Regions from separate parts of the Homo sapiens genome. Here region 1 is linked to region 2. The links are chromatin contacts, found by Hi-C or POLR2A ChIA-PET in ENCODE. All regions are on one chromosome and are shown on one strand. Each heading gives the region's core, a stretch centred on a gene start or an enhancer-like site at or near the end of the contact. The rest is flanking DNA. Distances are from core to core; before and after follow the strand shown. Region 1 overlaps ASH1L (ASH1 like histone lysine methyltransferase). Region 2 holds the start of SCAMP3 (secretory carrier membrane protein 3).

Region 1 (4,058 bases), core at 744-3,243, 220 kb after region 2:
TCTAACTTTATGGTTTTCAGTTTGGAAGTGTTTTACATAGTTATGAAACAAAGTTATATATAATAAAGGAAAGCATCCCAGATCTCCAAATATTAAAAGCAATAGGCCGGGCATGGTGGCTCACGCCTGTAATCCCAGCACTTTGGGAGGCTGAGGTGGGCAGATCGCCTGAGGTCAGGAGTTCGAGACCAGCTTGGCCAACATGGTGAAACCCCATCTCTACTAAAAATACAAAAATTAGCTGGGGCTGGTGGCACGTGCCTGTTATCTCAGCTACCGGGAGGCTGAGGCAGGAGAATCGCTTGAACCTGGGAGGCAGAGGTTGCAGTGAGCCGAGATTGCGCCACTGCACTCTAGCCTGGGCGAAAGAGCAAGACTCTGTCTCAAAAACAAACAAAAAAGAAATTCATCTATTCAATATATAGAAAATTAGTTATATAAGTATATGAAAAGTAATTATTTTGAATTACTATAAAACACAATATTGAGAATCTACATCCTAAATCTCAAAACATTACCCAAAAAACAAACAAACAAGCAAGCCAGCCAGGCGCAGTGGCTCATGCCTGTAATCCCACCACTTTTGGAGGCCGAGGTGGGCAGATCACCTGAGGTCAGGAGTTTGAGACCAGCCTGGCCAACATGGTGAAACCCCATCTCTACTAAAACTACAAATATCAGCCGGACGTGGTGGCGGGCGCCTGTAATCCCAGCTACTTGGGAGGCTAAGGTATGAGAATTGCTTGAACCTGGGAGGGGGAGGTTGCAGTGAGCCAAGATCGTACCACTGCACTTTAGCCTAGGTGACAGAGTGATGCTCTGTCTCAAAAAAAAAAAAAAACAAAAACAAAAACAAAAACAAAAACCAACCAACCACCCGGTGCAGTGGCTCATGCCTGTAATCCCAGCACTTTGTGAGGCCAAGACGGGTGGATCACCTGAGGTCAGGAGTTTGAGAGCAGTCGAACATGGTGAAACCCCATCTCTGGTAAAAATACAAAAAATTAGCTGGGCATGGTGGCGCATGCCTGTAGTCCCAGCTACTCAGCAGGCTGAAGCAGGAGAATCACTTGAACCTGGGACGGGGAGGTTGCAGTGAGCCAAGATAGCACCACTGTACTCCAGCCTGGGCGAAAGAGCGAGATTCCGTCTCAAAAAAAAAAAAAAACCCAAAACCAAATACCAAAGAACCTCTACCTCTCTATTTTTTATTTTTATTTTTATTTTTTTTTAAGAGATGGGGTCTTGCTCTGTCACCCAGGCTGGAGTGCAATGGCATAGTCATAGCTCACTGCAGCCTTGAATGCCTGGGCTTAAGCCATCCTCCCCCCGCTCAGCCTTCTGAGTAGTTGGGCTAACAGGCACAAGCCATCTTGCCCAGCAAAAGAAAGTGGTAAATTGCCCTCAGTGAGCATATTACTGGTAATACATATAGTAATTTTGAATTTAGACAGATAGATGACTAACAGATACATAGATAAAATAGGTAACCATGTGAATATCACTAGGAACCAAAATGTTAGAAGCAAAAAACGTACAACTATAAAATCAAAGAAGTAAAAGGCTATACTTTTAAGATAGAATTAAAAATATATGAAGTCTATCTACCTCTCTATCCATTAAAATGCCTACAAACATCGACAACCCATTAGCAATGAACACCTCAAGACCGTGGTCTCTAAAACCATTTCCCATTAAAATGAATCAGGGCTCCTGCAGAAATGACTGTTTCCAAATATTAGACAAGAAATATAAAAGATGATCCTAGTGACAGGTATCTAACTCTAGTATCTTCACTTTGAACTAGTCACTATGTTTTTGTATTAAATTTCCCATAATGAAATGTGTCTATTGAAAAAAAAAAAAAAGTTCTTCCTAAGAGTAAAGTGAAATATATTTTTTTGCAACTTTCAGTTACTGGTCCAAGTCTCACTTTCTAAAAATCACAGAGTAAGTCTAATTCCTCTTCTTCCCAATGGCTGTCAGACATTTGAACTCAACCAAAATATTTAACTTCCTGACTCAACAGTTTCACTTCTTTCTGGTCATTTTCTGATGCAAGTGTTTTAAGTTTGTAAATATCCCTCTTTACATGTGGCACCTTTAAATGAACACAATACATGTGGTACTTGATTGACTCAGAATAAAGGGAACTATCTCTTCTTTTGGACTGGACCTTATAATTTTGCCCAAGGGCAAACTGGCTTTGACAGTCTCATATACTCAGACTTATGTTAACTTGAAAATTAAATAAACCCCACACACTTTCTTCACATTATATTAAAGAATCCCGGGGAGGTGGGGAAGGTTAATGGGTACCAAAAATAAAAAAAAAAAAATAGAAAGAATGAATAAATAAGACCTACTGTTGACAGCACAACAGTGTGACTATAGTCAATAATCATTTAATTGTACATTTTGAAATAACTAAAAGAGTATAACTAGATGGTGTGCAACACAAAGGATAAATGCTTGAGGGGATGAATACCTCATTCTCTATGATGTGATTATTACACACTGCATGCCTGTATCAAAACATCTCATGTATCCCATAAATACACTATGTATCCACAAAAATTAAAAATGAAAAAACAATTCCCATTCATTACTTTTATACTTTTAAAAACAAATATTAAGCAGTTTGTTTTAAATATTTTTAAACATATTTATGCCTGAAAATGACACTTCCAATTTTAAAACTTATCCTTAAAAATGTGAACTATGATTACACGCAATACCATGTATTACAGTTTAAAAAAAAAAAAAGAAAAAAAAAGCTCTGGCTGGGCACAGTGGCTCACGCCTGTAATCCCAGCACTTTGGGAGGCTGATGCGGGCAGATCACTCAAAGTCAGGAGTTCAAGACCAGACTGACCAACAGGGAGAAACCCCGTCTGAAATGAAAATACAAAATTAGCCGGGTGTGGTAGCACATGCCTGTAATCCCAGCTACTCGGAAGGCTGAGGCAGGATAATCGCTTGAACCCAGGAGGCGGAGGTTGCAGTGAGCTGAGATCATGCCATTGCAGTCCAGCCAGGGCAACAAGGATGAAACTCCACCTCAAAAGCAAACAAACATACAAAAAGCCTCACGAACAACACTGAATTAATGGAGCCAGAAAAACAGAGTACCTATTCTGACTTCATTTATATAAAGACCACAAAGAGGAAAAATTTATTATGATATTAAAAATAAAAAAAATTATTACTCATGGTAAGGACAGTAATGAGAAAGAAGCCCAAGGGGTTCTTACTGGGTGCTAGCAATGTCATACTACTTTTTTATTTTTTTTAAGACAGGGTCTCACTCTGTGGCCCAGGCTGGAGTGCAGTGACCTGATTCTAACTTTGAACTTCTAAGCTTAAGTGATCCTCCCACCTCAGCCTCCCAAGTCTGGGACTGCAGGCACAAGCCACCATGTCTGGCTAATTTTTTTGTGTTGTTTTTTGTTTTTTGGTTTTTTTGTAGAGATGAGGTCTTGCTTTGTTGCCCAGGCTAATCTCGAACTCCGGGGCTCAAGTGATTTTCCCTCAGCTTCCCAAAGTGCTGGGATTACAGGGGTGAGCCACCGCACCTGGCAAACACATTTCTTAATCTGAATGTTGGTTGTCCCATATGGCTGAGTTCATGAAAATTCGCTGAGCTGTTACATTTATGATGGGTATTTTTCTATATGTATGTTATACTTAAATAGGAAGTTATTTTTTAAATTCTGTCTAAAAGTAAAGTAGAAACATATTCAGCTTCCTTAATTGGCTAATGAATGTGTTCAAGCCTGGTTTTTCACTTTTTTTTTTTTTTTGAAATGGAGTCTTGCCCTGTTGCCCAAGCAGGAGCGCAGTGGCGCCATCTCGGCTCACTGCAACCTCCGCCTCCCGGGTCCAAGCAATTCTCTGCCTCAGCCTCCTGAGTAGCTGGGATTACAGGAGCCCGCCAGCAGGCCCAGCTAATTTTTGAATTTTTAGTAAAGACGGGGTTTCACCATCTTGGCCAGGCTGGTCTTGAACTCCTGACCTCGTGATCCACCCGCCTCAGCCTCCCAAAGTGCTGGGATTAC
Region 2 (3,639 bases), core at 685-3,184:
CAGCTGTGGCTGCTGCAGCTGAGGCCTGCCCAGTGTGAGCAGACGGAGATGTGAGCCCTGGGCCCCAGGACTGGCCCTTCTCCCCAGCCCTCACCTGCACACCTCCTGTACCTGAGTGCTGTATGAGCCATAGTTCTTAGGTTCTGTGGGGCTGAGCTTTCTCGAGGGCTGCAAGGAGGGAGCTGAGGGTGGAGGCAATGGGGCAGGGGCTGGAGGCTCATAGGCTGGTGGTGGCTGTTGAGGAAAAGACCTTAGTGATCATCTAGTCCCTCATAACACAGGAATCTAGAGTCTGCTTGAATACCTTTAGACCCAGAACTCATGATGTAAGGAAGCAGCCTTTCCCCCATTTGTTAGGAAGCTAGTTCTTCTGTTGAATTTCTGTCAGAGAACTCTATGATGACCTGTAGCAGCCTTATCATCCCTCATATCCAATTCCTTAGTGAGGACTCAAATCACTCATTTACCATATCTCCCCACTTAACTGTGTTTTTTTTTTTTCTTTTCTTCTGGGGATGGAGTGTGGGGTTGTCTCTCTGCCACCCAGGCTGGAGTGCAGTGGTGCAATCATCACTCATCGAAGCCTCAAACTCCTGGGCCCAAGCAGTCTTTCCATCCCAGCCTCCCAAGTAGCAAGGACTACAGGCATGTGCCACTACACCTAGCCAATTTTTAAAACGTTTCAAGAGATGGGGGTCTCGCTGTTGCCCAGGATGGTCTCCATCAAATTCCTGGGCTCAAGCAATCCTCCCACCTCAGCCTCCCAAGTGGGATTACAGGCATGCACACCATGCTTGGCTTTTTTTTTTAAGTTTTAAGTACCATGAAAACCCCTTAAATTCTTACAACTCACCATCTTCTAATCCAGTGGGACAAACAGGTGTAGTCCTCCTCATTCCTTGCTTTCAAACTGCACACCTAACCTAAACTCCAACCAGCCCCAACCTTTATTTTCTTCAAGAAAGCCTTCCCATACAGAACATTGGTTAAGGCCTTGCCAGCCTCCAGATCTTCCCAGGACTGACTTTTAGAGCTCAAACCATTTGGGTTGGTGGCCCTGGTGGCCCTAGAAGGATGAGGCATCCCATGGCTGACTAGCCTCTCTCAGGGAACTAAGATCACAGTGCCTCTTCCTTCCTGTGCATGCAGAAAAGTCCCCTGTACCCAAGCTAACTTGTCTCACTGGCAAACCCTTCCCTTCCTTGAACTCCTATGCTCTCCAGTAGCTCACCTCCCGGGTCTCAAAAGGGTTGTAGACGTCAAGCGTGGCATACTGCCGGCTGGGTCGGTGCTGGATCACAGCTGGGTCCTGAGGGCAGAGACCCGGGTCTCAGCTGGCACCCAGTGCCACCTAGGGGAATTCCCAGGGACCATTCCCAAACTGCCTGTGGCTCCAAGTACTGCACCTTCGGGGCCACGCCGTTGTCCCAGGACTGGGACAACATTTACCTCAAATCCATCATCCAACACTGCCAGCACCAGCCCATTAAGGGGCAGGGCCCGCCCCCCAGAGTGCTCACTGGTCTGGAGTCACTGTCACCCCACGTGGCGGCTCTTCCCAGGATCAAATGTCACAAATGGGGATACAAGTTAGCCCGACCCTACAGAACCGGGAAGAATCAACCTGACCGCCCAAAAGAGGCCGACTGGCGCAAGTCACCTGAAAGGGGTTGTCAAGCTCGCTGGGCTCGGCGAACGGGTTTCCGCCGTCTCTGCTCTGAGCCATGTTTGCAACTGCGGCCTCCGCGGCCCTCTGCCCTCCACGCCCCTGCCGCAGCAGTGGCGGTAGCGGTAGCCCTCAGAGTCCACTTCACTCGCCTCAGTTCGCCCCGCTTCTCTGTGCACGGATTGGTTCCACCGACCGGAAGGGCCACAAGGATCCCCGCAGCAGCCGTGGGTTGCGCCTGCGTCTTGTCCAAAAGCTAAGACGAAAGTGCCCCCACGTGATACCTCTAACCCAGTGCCCACAACCAACTACCGCCCCTCTTCCATGTGACTTCCTTCCACTAACGAACTACACTTCCCAGCAGGCCTCGCGTAGGAATCCGGCCTTCCTAGTCTCCCGAGATGGACGACGGGAGCCTTCTGACCGGTCGTGGCAATCCCCCCTAGGAGCCAGGTTGAGCACGTTTTCAACCTGAGTTTCTGGCTCTATACTGGGCCGCGGCCTAATGACTCTAGGAGTCAGATCTTTCCCAACTCTCATAATTCCACATCCGAGAAGTGCCACCTCATAACACTTCTCTGTTTTAATCTGAAAGAAATGCTGCCCCACCCATCACTACCCTCCCATATGATAAGGTGGACAGGGGAAATAAACTGGTAGCCTGGCTGTGCTTCATTTTGGAGGGTAAGGAGGACTCCCTTCATACCCAAACTCAGAAAGTTTGCCAATAGTTTCATCCCTCCACCCCAGCATTCCCAAACCTCCAACTCCAGGGATGGGGGTCAAATGAAGCACGTTATTTTATTTCACAAAGACTGTACAAAATTCCTTATAAAACATGGGGTAGATGCCACCTGGTTACCTCACTCGGCCCCCATCCAACTCCGTATGAGGGGGCAGGTGAGGGTGGAAACTGTGTGGATGGAATAGTATTATGTACAAGGCAGGGGTTGAAGTGATAGGTACAAGTTCTTTCATATTTACACTATTTCACATATTCACAGGTATATAGAGAGCCAGGAGGAAGGAGTGAACTCTGGCTCGTTCTCTTGTATAAAAAAGCACCAGTGTCCTGGACTGGACACCCACTGCTATAAAAGATGCAGGGGGGCCCAGGGCCTGATCGTCACCGACTGATATCCCGACTGGAGTCCCACAACTTGTTGGGCGGCTCAGCCCGAAGGCGGGCGAAGAAAGGATGCTGAAGGGCTTCACCCAAGGTCAGCCGCTTAGCTGGTTCATACTCTAGCATGCTTTCAATCAGATCGAAGAGCTGGTGGTGTTCCTCTGCCTCTGAGGTCAGATACCGCTGGTGGAGGAGGGCAGGAAAAAGGTGAGGCAGGATGCCTTACAAACCCTGCCTTCTTCAAGACCCTACCTTTCATTCTTGGAGAACCAAGGCTCTGCTTGCAACCAATTTGAAGGCTACCTAACCACGACCACACCAGGACCAACGTTTCTGATATTATAGCTCAACCTACCTTCCCACTAGCACAATTACTCCATAATCTTTGAAAGTTCTTTCTACTTGTATATCCTTGTCAACTTCATGAATCTTCTTTAGTTCCTCATTAAAATGTAAGCTCTTCAAAGGTAGTTTATTCTTTTCTGTCTGACCTAAAGAATCCAGGACATTGCTTTGATCTCTGGTTGTCTCAAGGTTAGGCTGTCTAACCTCCTTCCCTCCACAAAACCACTCCCTCTTATGTTTCCTCTGTTGACCAAAGATGTCTTCTTTCAGCTTTCCTCCCCTCCTTTCCTAACCCTCTGCTTGTGAAGAGCATTCCAGGGGGCAAACCACCCTAAGAAGGAAGTGACTTCTGGACGGTGGGCACTATTTATCCCGAGCCCAGCTCACCCGCAGCGGTTTGCAGTTCTCACGAACATAGCGCCCAGCTGATGTGTTCTCATCCCAATCCAGGCGACCCCGGTAAAAATATTTCTGCTTTCTAGAGGGGAAGGGGAGGTTGAGG

The links. A loop is a pair of places that touch in the nucleus more often than their neighbours do. ChIA-PET counts read pairs that join two places held with the same protein, here RNA polymerase II (POLR2A). Pooled maps may share reads with other maps.
Region 1: a loop to region 2 is called in a pooled map, with 2.5 times the contacts of the local background. The contact joins the enhancer-like site here to the promoter of SCAMP3 in region 2. A Hi-C loop is called at or near these places in 5 of 50 pooled maps. POLR2A ChIA-PET finds 5 or more read pairs at or near these places in 4 of 52 experiments (BJ, Caco-2, SK-N-SH and 1 more).

What each region holds. Positions count from the first base shown.
Region 1 is chr1:155,484,103-155,488,160 of GRCh38, forward strand. All of the region lies in intron 2 of ASH1L (ASH1 like histone lysine methyltransferase), which reads right to left. Among named protein-coding and RNA genes, the nearest start is that of ASH1L-AS1, 76 kb to the right of the region's middle. Within about 2 kb of position 1,994, at least 3 of the 41 ENCODE cell types and tissues checked have a DNase peak (open chromatin) inside an H3K27ac peak, as active enhancers do.
Region 2 is chr1:155,260,426-155,264,064 of GRCh38, forward strand. It overlaps SCAMP3 (secretory carrier membrane protein 3), which reads right to left and starts at 1,935. Exons shown (of 9, transcript NM_005698.4): 1 at 1,661-1,935; 2 at 1,232-1,309; 3 at 112-234; 4 at 1-25. The coding sequence starts at 1,726. CLK2 (CDC like kinase 2) reads right to left here. Exons shown (of 13, transcript NM_001294338.2): 12 at 3,525-3,615; 13 at 2,443-2,975. The coding sequence ends at 2,793.